Regions from separate parts of the Homo sapiens genome. Here region 2 is linked to region 1. Evidence: read pairs that join two places in POLR2A ChIA-PET (ENCODE). Cell type or tissue: OCI-LY7. All regions are shown on one strand. Links, peaks and the distances in the headings refer to the core of each region. The heading gives the core; the rest is flanking DNA. Region 1 overlaps MAP2K6 (mitogen-activated protein kinase kinase 6). Region 2 overlaps ABCA10 (ATP binding cassette subfamily A member 10).

Region 1 (5,387 bases), core at 309-5,308:
CATATGAGTGTCTAGTGTAGTGCCTGGTGCATTGCAATTGCTCAATGAAAGGTAACTCCAAGTTAGTATTATCACACAGCTTCTCGGTGGAAGAACTGGCATATAAGCTCAGGAATCTCTGACTCTCAATTATGTACTCTTAGCCACACATCAGACTGGTAGAGGCTGTGAGCAAACAGTTTATGGCTAGTGAAATGAGAGGTAGTATCCTTTACAGCATACTGTGCATGAGAAGCCATAATGGTGCAGCTCTGGGTTCTAATCTCATTGTCTTTCTAAGTGTTTTTTTTTTGTTTTTTTTTTTTTTTTTTGAGACAGAGTCTCACTGTGTTGCCCAGGCTGGAGTGCAGTGGTATGATCTTGGCTCACCACAACCTCCGCCTCTTGGGTCCAAGCGATTCTCCTGCCTCAGCCTCCCAAGTAGCTGGGACTACAGGCACCCGCCACCATGCCCAGCTAAGTTTGTATTTTTAGTAGAGACGGGGTTTCACTATGTTGGCCAGGCTGGTCTCGAACTCCTGATGTCGTGATCCACCTGCCTCAGCCTCCCGAAGTGTTGGGATTACAGGCGTGAGCCACTGCGCCCGGCCTGAGTGTTCTTAAATTATTTAGTCACTTTCAATATTAATTGTTGAAAGAGGTATTAATGAGGTATTATACCTTGATTTCAATTCATACCCTATTCTATTTCAATAGAGGTAATAACACCTCTGAGAGTTGTAAAAATTAAGGAAGCTATTTTATGTAAATGGTCTCACGCAGTCTCTTGCCCAAATAGGTGCTTAATAAATATTTCTGAATCAATGAATAGTGATTGCGATAGTAACCAGTGAACTGATTCCTCATGTAAAATTATAAATGAATAATTATCATACTAAACCGAAGCTGGTTGTTCATATAAAAAAATGAATACTAGGTGACCTTTGGAAGACCTTTGGTCTTCCAGGGGAAGAATTTTTGTAATAAGCTTGGTTCTTTCCCCAGAGGACTAAAATATTGAAAAAGTGACAGAGAACATCCACCCACAGTATAAACTTCCTGCAGAATCGCAATGCCCCTGGCAAACTAATATGCCCAGCCCTGGAGAGAACACAGTGTCAACTAATCCAATCTGATTTGTCAGTCTTGGCCCCATCATTTGATATTTTTGGCCCACTTGATGAGCCCAAGGGCCTGCGGCACAGGCGAATTGATTATTTTCATTAGAGGAGGCCTGGGTATTGGGAGCAAGTTCCTTGTATTCAGTCTGCCTCGATGGGAATCGCAAGAGCAGGTAAAAAGCTCTTAGCCCAGTTTTTTATATTTCCTTCTCTTCTTCCTCTTTCTCCTCCTTAAATCAAGGCTGAGATTCGGGTGACTTGAGTTTTATTTTCAGCTCCGTTGATGACCGTATGGCTTCAGAAAATCACCCAGCTTTTCTGGGTTTCATTTTTCTCAATCTGGAAAATGGCACCAGACCCTTCTATTAGGTTCAGGGGTAATGCAAAGTTAGTATAGGGCCAAGGTCAGCAAACTTTTTTGTAAAAGGCCGGATACTAAATATTTTAGGCTACATGGGCCACAGAGGATGCCGTTGTTTATTTTTTGTTTTTTTACAAGCATTTAAATTTGGAAAAGTCATTCTTAGCTGGACCACAGGCTGTAATTTGCTGAGCCCTGGTATATATATAAAATATAAGAATATTAGACTTGGAAGAACTCATTTTTCGATAACCTCATTGGATGGCAAAAAAACAGTTGCAGCCCCAAATAATTAGTGACCTTTCTGTTGCTTCATATTTTTAAAAAGTCAGGATGGTGGGTGACGCCTGTAACTCCAGCACTTTGGGAGGCCATGGCAAGCGGATCACTTGAGGTCAGGAGTTTGAGACCAGCCTGGCCAACATGGCAAAACACTGTCTCTACTACAACTACAACGATTAGCCAGGTGTGGTGCCTGTAATCCCAGCTACTTGGGAGGCTGAGGCAGGAGAATTGCTTGAACCCGGTAAGGCAGAGGTTGCAGTGAGCCGAGATCGTGCCACTGCACTCCAGCCTGGGCGACAGGGTGAGACTCTGTCTTAAAAAAAAAAAAAAAAATCAGGGTGTTGAATAATTGCAAAGGATTTTTGTTGTTTATATTAGTCACATGTTTCAAGTCATATTTGCCTTTATTTCAAAGTGCCATTACAAATTAGTACAAGCAAATTTTGACAACTGAGGAAAAATAGCTTTGGAAATCTTGAGAAAGAGGAATTAGAATTTTAGAAATTTGATTCTTCCAGAAACCTTTTCTGAAGAAAAATTCCCTGCTCAGAAACACAAGATATATAAACACATCACTGCTGTTTGTGGGGCATGTGTGTGTGTTTTGTTTTGCATTGTTTTTTTCTCTCTCTCCCTCTCAGTCCCCAGTTTTAAGTTAGTATAAGAAACTTTAAGTATTCTATGTATTCCAAAAGGATTTTGAGGTGAGAGAAGGCTTGCCATTAAAATCTTAGAGTCATGTTTATATCTGTATTTGTATTTCTCTTTTTTTTTGTTTTGTTTTTTGAGACTGAGTCTCGCTCTTGTCACCCAGGCTGGAGCGCAGTGGCACGATCTTGGCTCACTTCAACCTCTGCCTCCTGGGTTCAAGCGATTCTCCTGCCTCAGCCTCCCGAATAGCTGGGATTACAGGTGTCCGCCACCACGCCCGGCTAATTTTTGTATTTTTAGTAGAGATGAGGTTTCACCATGTTGGCCAGGCTGGTTTCAAACTCCTGACCTCAGGTGATCCGCCCACCTCAGCCTCCCAAAGTGCTGGGATTACAGGCGTGAGCCACTGCGCCTCCGCCCATATTCCTACTTTTTAATTTTATTTATGTATTCAATTTCAGCAAAAGGGTTAGAATCATAATACCTGAGAGTTAGAAAAAATCCTCATTGGCAAAGGTTTCTTTTCTCTCTCACTTTCATCTTTCCATTTTCCTTTGCCTTTTTCTGGCATGGAATGTGCTTCCAGAGAGACATGAGTCTTTACCTGTCTGCTCACCCTCTTTCCCTCTTTTCTGGCAGCACCAGGATTCTTTCGTCTTTAGCCTCTAGTTGTTCTTTTTGTTTGATCACATTAACAATTTGTTTCTCGAAATTTGCTTTTTTTTTTTTTTAATACAGAGTCTCACTCTGTCACCCAGGCTGGAGTGTAATGGCACAATCTCGGCTCACTGCAACCTCCGCCTTCCGGGTTCAAGCGATTCTCCTGCCTCAGCCTACCAAGTAGCTGGGATTACAGGCATGCGCCACAATGCCCGGCTAATTTTTGTGTTTTTAGTAGAGATGGGGTTTCACCACGTTGGCCAGGCTGGTCTCGAACTCCTGACCTCAGGTGATCCGCCTGCCTCAGCCTCCCAAAGTGCTGGGATTACAGCTGTGAGCCACCGTGCCCGGCCAGCATTTGCTATGTTTATTGTACTACTGTTGGTACATTTCTTTCAGGAAAATGCCTTTCTCAGCTCCTAGTTGTGTGCACAGCCAGAGCCAAACATTTTTCTCTTAAGTAGATTGATACCACCTGAGAGATCATTGAAGTGGTAGAAATAAATACTCAGGAAGTGACTATAGAAACAAAATCAGCAAACCTCTGGCTCTTAAGAAGACCCCAGAATTGTATATGTGCTGTGCACAGAAGAAATATTGCTGGGCTTGATAAGACAGCCTGGTTGAGTAGAGAGGATGCAGAACTGGATATCAGGAGACCTGGGGCAGCTGTGGGCTGGGAGCAGTCACTTTACTTCTCTGGACCTTCTGTCCATCTATAAAAGAAGGGACGAGATTTGAAATTCTTATGTTCTATGAATTTTGTGAGTTAACAGAATATATGCCATTACTATTTGTTTCTTAAAACAATTGTGAGACATGTGGTGAAATAATTACATATATTGGTGCTCTTGGGTGAAAGAAAAAGCTTGAGACTTACTGCTGTAGCACAATGACCTATATCAGCGGTCCCCAACCTTTTTGGCACCAGGGACTGGTTTTTTGAAAGACAGTTTTTCCATGAACTGGGTGGGGGGATGATTTCGGGATGATTCAAGCACATTACATTTATTGTGCACTTTATTATTATTACATTGTAATACATCATGAAATAATTATACAACTCACCATAATGTAGAATCAATGGGAGCCTTGAGCTTGTTATCCTGCAACTAGATGGTCCCATCTGGGGGTGATGGGAGACAGCAACAGATCATCAGGCATTAGATTCTCATAAGGAGTGCACAACATATATCCCTTGTATACACAGTTCACAGTAGGGTTTGTGCTCCTATGAGAATCTAATGCCACTGCTGATCTGACAGGAGATGGAGCTCAAGTGGTAATGTGAGCGATGGGGAGCTACTGTAAGTACAGGTGAAGCTTCTCTCCTTCACCCACCACTCATCTCCTGCTGACTGGTATTAGTCCATGGCTTGGGGGTTGGGCACCCTAATCTATATAATAGCACATGTATAGCTCATACGAATTAGATATTTACTGTATGCCAGACATTCAGCTAAGCATTTTACTTGTATTGTCTCTTTTAATACTCACTCCTGCTTCACAATATAGGTATATTAATATCCCCATGTTAAAGAAGAAAGGGAGCCCCAAAGAGATTAAGTGATTTAAACCCAAATGTGATTTATTTCAAATCCCCTCTTATTCACACTCATAGGCTGCTTTAGTTTACTCATGAACTTCCACTTTCTTCTTAAGGAAAAAATATCCTCAGTGGTGTGTGATTTGGGAAGGACATAATTGACTCAATAGCTTATGTTTCTTCTTTTCCCCCTTATCTTTCTTAGACCACCTCGAGATTTAGACTCCAAGGCTTGCATTTCTATTGGAAATCAGGTAAGAAAAAATCATGTCTGCCACCTAATACGTTGGCCATTTTATATGTATGCTTTCTGACTGAAAAATTTATTTTCCCTAGCATGCTGTCAGGGGATGAGTCAAAAAAAGTTTGCATTTAAAGGGAAGTGGTATGCAAAGTTTTTGCTATTTTGAAAGAATGTTGAATTGAAATCAGGCTATTGTGGTTTTGATGGAAGGTATTTGAATAGAGTAGATGGTTCTCTTGGGAGGGCATTTCTCAAAGCTCAGACATAATCTAGTTGCCATCAGTCAATAGTGGGTTACAGACACAATGAAGGGTCATGGCTAAAGAACTTCAGTGAAATAGCTTCAACTGAGACATTGGCAAGCTGAGTCCAAGTTGGGTTTCTGTGTTGCCTGGGACAAGCAGGTGGGCTACCGTGGGAGCTCCTAGACATCTCTTGGCCCTTCTTGTAGCTTCTTGCTTTCAGAGGCTGCTTTGACATGCTAGAAAATCTTCTGGCCCAGAAATAATCCTTAGAACATTGAGAGAAACGAGATAGAGG
Region 2 (5,387 bases), core at 102-5,101, 340 kb before region 1:
CAAGACCTGGATCTTGGAGAAATTCAATAACTAATAGACACCACACCAGAGAAATTAACACAAGACAATTTGATGGAAAGGAGGGTTTCCATTGCCAGATGATGAGAAAGAAGATGTAGAAGAAGCAGTGCCAGAAAAAGAATTGACATTAGACAATCTGAAAGAAGGATTCTGATTATTCAAGGCTCCTTTTGACTTATTTTATGACATGGAATCTTCTATGATACAGGCACTGAAACAAAAGCAAACAGAGGGAAAAGGATTGGAGCTATATGGAGATATTTTTGGAGAAATAAAAAAGCAAAAAGTAAGACAGAAATTATAATATATTTCTGTAAAGTTACACCATGTGTGTCTGTCTCTCCCGCCTCCCCTTCCACCTCTTCCACCTCTTTCACCTCTGACACCCCTAAGACAGCAAGACCAACTCCTGCTCTACCTTCTCTTCCTTCTTGGCCTACTTAATATGAAGACAACAAGAATGAAGACCAAGAATGATAATCCACCTCTACTTAATGAATAGTAAATATATCTTTCTTATGACTTTCTTAATAACATTTTCTTTTCTCTAGCTTACTTTATTGTGAGAATACAGTATATAATATATATATACAAAATACACGTTAAGCAACTATGTTATCAGTAAGATTTCAGTCAACAATAGGCTATGAGTAGTTAAGTTTTAGAGAGTCAAAAGTTACACATGAATTTTCAATTGCATGAGGGTAGGGGGTTGGTGCCTCTTACTCCGACGTTGTTCAAGGGTCAAATATATTTTGATTTGAACAGGAATCATTCTCTTTTATATTCCATTGAATTTAAGTCCTCTGATTGCAGAAAATTTGCTTTGTTCATGGTTATATCCCAAGCAAAGTATCTGGCACATAGGAAGATACAATCAATATGAATGAATGAATAAATATTGGGAAGGGCAAACAATAAGGAGGATTTCTATTTCTCTGTTTTTATTCACCAAATAATCAAAAAATATGCATATTAACAGTGCAGTTGATACAAAACACTTTGTTAAATAGTTACTGTAGTTACAGGAATAAAATTGGAGGAAGAAAAGGAAGATTACACGGTTTGGCTCTGTCTCCCAACCAAATCTCATCTTGTAGCTCCCATAATTCCCATGTGTTGTGGAAGGGACCCAGTGGGAGATGACTGAGTTATGATGGCAGGTCTTTCCTGTGCTGTTCTCATGATAGTGGATGGGACCAACAAGATCTGATGGTTTTCAAAACAGGAGTTGCCCTGCACAAGCTCTCTCTTTGCCTACTGCCATCCATGTAAGATGTGACTTGATCCTCCTTGCCTTCTGCCATGATTGTGAGGCTTCCCCAGCCACATGGAACTGTGAGTTCTCCATTAAGCCTCTTTGTAATCTTGGGTATATCTTTATCAGCAGTGTGAAAACAGACTAATACAGAAGAAGAGGATAATAATTCCTATTGAGTACTTCATGAACATTTACTATTTATCAGATATTTTAATGAGCAGTTTACCAGCACTATAATAGTTTATGCTCTTTTAAAATCTCAATCCTAAAACACTAGAAAGTACTACTGTTATTATACATATATTCTGATGTTTAAATAACTGAACCTCAAAAGAACTGAAATAATGTGTTCAATTTCTTATAGCTACTAAGTGCCAGACCACTGAGGATTAAAACCTGGGGCTATCTAACTCTAGAGCCAAAATTCTTAATCATTATACTTTCCTAAGGGATATTGTATCAGTCAACTGTCCATACATCAAGTCAATATATAATGTACTGGATACCATGAACTTATATATACAAAACAGATGTTTCTAAAAGCCTAAAACAGAGAAGCAGACATTTGTGAACTGGAAGATTCACTATGTAAAGATATCATTTCTCCCCCAAAGTAATTTATAGATTCAATGCAATCCCAATTAATATCACTTCTTGTGGAATTTGACAAGAAGATTCTAAAAAGTGCACGCAAATGCAAAGAATCAAAAACAGCCAAGATACTTAAAAAAGAACAAGGTGGGAAGGTTTGCTCTCTCAAATAAAGCTACCATAATTGAGACAGCATGGTATTGATGTACAAATAGAAAAACAGATTAATGGAAGAAATCAGAAAGGCCAGGAATAGTCTTGATTGATAACAAAGGTAGCACTGCAAAGCAGTGAGATAATGATATGGACAAGTGGATATATAAATATGATACGTATCAAAAAGGCATATAAACAGTGTTTCTTCCGTATGTACAAGAAAAATTTTCTGAAGGAATAAACAATATAAACTGAAATAAGCTCAGGGTTTCATCAGCTTATTTTATAAACATTGTGTATACTTCAGAATCTCCTCAAAGATTTCGTGGCCATAGTATTTGTAATTATTAAAGGTATTGCTCTAACAAAATATATAGCAATATATCTTCAGTATTCTATAAAAATTAAGTTGGATTTTCTGGCCGGGCACGGTGGTTCAATCCTGTAATCCTAACACTTTGGGAGGCCAAGGTAGGCGGGTCACCTGAGGTCAGGAGTTCAAGACCAGCCTGGCCAAGATGGTGAAACTCTGTCTTTATTAAAAATAAAAAATTTAGCTGGGCATGGTGGCGCACACCTGTAGTCCCAGCTACTCAGGAAGCTGAGGCAGGAGAATCACTTGAACCCGCGAGGTGAAGGTTGCAGTGAGCCAAGATCGCCCCACTGCACTCCAGCCTGGGCAACAGAGTGAGATTCCGTCTCAAAAAAAAAAAAAAAATTACGTTACATTTTGTAAATCTAACAATGCAAGTGAAGAATGTATCTTTGACCATCTTGCTTCTTTCACCTTTATTCCATTCCTTTTTGTCTTCTTACTACACTAATTACCACATCTATATTGTTTTACTCATCAAAAAAAAAAAAAAAAAAAAGAAGTCTTCCATTAACCATTCCTTCTGGCAAGCAATGATAGCAACAACAATGCCTTGTAAGGAGTAATTAAACACTTCCTGTTTCTGCTTCTGCATTCTATATTTATTCTTCCATCTGCTACAAACTGTATTCTGCATTCACTGCTTTATAAAACTGCAGTCTCAAAGTTAGTTGTAGACATCTGTATGTAGAGATATGATGTAACAGATACCCTAAAGGGTCTTACCCATACTGTACAATTAAATTTTGGGAAATTGAAACAACTGTCCCTTACATACACTGCTAGTTTCAAGGGAAAAAAAAAAAGTGAGGAAATTCTTCAAGGACAAAAACAAAGCCTGAAACCCACCTTGGACCATTAAGTAAACACAAAATCTGCTTGGGCTGAGGACAAGTCCCCATATCAGCCCATGAGTTAGGAAGATATGATTTGGGTTCTCTTTAAAGTCATTCCCTGCAAAGACCTTTAAGAGACTAAAATGAAACCCTCTTGATGGGAATTCCTTGTAAATCCCATATTGAGGCATGATACTCTAAGTTGGCTTGTACAATCGTAGATGGATTCTACACTGCATGTCTCACAAAAGTAAGTGAAAATCTTTTGGGGATGAAAACATCCCTAATACAGAGTCTTCGGAGTTCCACACTTTAAGGTCAACCAAGTATGAGCTCCTCTCCCCGACAAAAACTTATCAAACATATAAGGCAATAAGCACTAGATGACTTTTGAGACTAGAATTGTCAAACGACAAGTAGAAATGTTGTTTTCAATGAAATGTTGAAATAAATCAAATATGAAATATAGAACAATAACAAGTAACAAAAGATTAGGAGAAATAACTAAGCATATTTTAAATAGAACCAAAAAGAGTTTTGGAAAACAAAATTGAAATTTTAAGTAGTCAATGAGTAAAAATAATTTAGATGCAGATGAATTTAAAACAAGTGAATTGGAAGAAACGTCTGAAGCTTCCCCAGAAGGCAGCAAGGACAAGGACATGGAAAATTTGAATGAAATGCTAACAGATGTAGAGAATAGTATGAAAAGCTAATATTATCTCAGTAGAGACTTTAAGTCAGACAGGCAATATCTGAAGTGGTATTGGCTGAGAATTTTCCTAAACTGAAGACAGAAATGAATTCCAGGCATCCCAATTTATACAAAAATAAAGATAAATAGAAAATCACACCTAGAAACATTGTAATGAAAGCTAAAGTCAGAGAAGGTTAGTCAATGAGAGAGCCTCTGCAAAGGATAGCAACTGACTGATAGCAGACATCTGAACAGTTAAAATGTAAGCAACAAGAGAGTGAATTTTCAAAGTGATAAGAGAAAATGACTGTCAACCTAGAAATGCATAAGCAGCTAAATTATGTTTTAAGAATGAGGGTGAAAAAAGATTTTTTTTAAACTACGAGAGTTTATAGCTAACTGACCTGTTAAAGGAATATATAAATGATGCATTTTGGGAAGCCAAAAAAAAAAAAAAAAAAAGATTGATCTCAAAAGGGAGGAAAAAAAGACTAAAATCCAAGTATGAATAGTGAACAAATAGATTGATTTAAAATGTACACAAATCTTTTTTAAGTTCTTAAAATGTTAATAAAAATGCTTATTTGAGGGATTAAAAAAAGAAAACCAAAACACTAGACAATAGCATGTAAGTAGGGTAAGAAATTATTAATAATAAAATCCTCAAAATATGGTGTTGGAAGTAATTAAGATATTTATTAACTTTAGGCTTTGTTAAGTTTAGCACATAAAAAATTTTTCAGGGGTGTTATGGGCTGAATTTTGCCTCCCCAAAATATATATGTTTAAATTTTAACCCCCAGTAGCTCAGAACATGACTATATTTAGAAATAGTCTCTAAATGGGTAATTAAGTTTAAAGGATGCCATTGCAGGAGTCCCTAACCCAATGTGACTATTGTCCTTATAAGAAGGGGAGATTAGGACACAGACGCGTCCAAAGGGAAGACCATGAGAAGACCTGGAAGAAGATGGCCCTCTATAAGCCAATGGGAGAGGCCTCAGAAGAAATCAACCTTGCCAATAGCTTGACCGTGGACTTCTGACCTCTAGAATTGTGAGAAAATAATTCTGTTCCTTAAGCCTCCCAGTCTGTAGTACTTTATTATGGCAGCCCTAGCAAATTAATACAAAGTAATAAAATATAGATTATGACTTTCAAACCAAAAAAAAGAAAAATATGGAATAAAAACAAATTCAAACAAACAAAAAAGGGAAGAAAAAAGAGAAATCACATACACAAAGCAAAAAGTAAAATAGTGTAACTTCAAGAATATCAAAAATCACAATAAACTCATTAAATTAAAAGCAGGTTAAGTCTGAATTAAAAAACAAATAAAATCCAACTATATTTCTTTTACAAGAGACAGGCATTAAAGCATAAGAACAATAAAAGTTAAAAGTAAACACAAGTGGCAAAAAAGATTTATCAAGCAAATACTGAACAAAAGAA

Evidence for each region. ChIA-PET counts read pairs that join two places held together with the same protein. Peaks named below come from ENCODE experiments on the same cell type or tissue, not always from the same donor. Only the 100,000 strongest peaks of a DNase experiment are listed, where the experiment ranks them.
Region 2: POLR2A ChIA-PET joins it to region 1 with 5 read pairs; 2 of 35 experiments call an interaction of 5 or more read pairs at or near these places.

The regions. Positions count from the first base shown.
Region 1 is chr17:69,512,047-69,517,433 of GRCh38, forward strand. It overlaps MAP2K6 (mitogen-activated protein kinase kinase 6), which reads left to right. Exons shown (of 12, transcript NM_002758.4): 3 at 4,809-4,857. Among named protein-coding and RNA genes, the nearest start is that of MAP2K6-AS1, 29 kb to the left of the region's middle. In OCI-LY7, for the core only: no CTCF peak of the experiment used is centred there; a DNase peak (open chromatin) is centred at 5,035; H3K4me3 peaks cover 835 bases; H3K27ac peaks cover 241 bases.
Region 2 is chr17:69,167,557-69,172,943 of GRCh38, forward strand. All of the region lies in intron 25 of ABCA10 (ATP binding cassette subfamily A member 10), which reads right to left. Among named protein-coding and RNA genes, the nearest start is that of ABCA6, 28 kb to the left of the region's middle. In OCI-LY7, for the core only: no CTCF peak of the experiment used is centred there; a DNase peak (open chromatin) is centred at 2,985; H3K4me3 peaks cover 402 bases.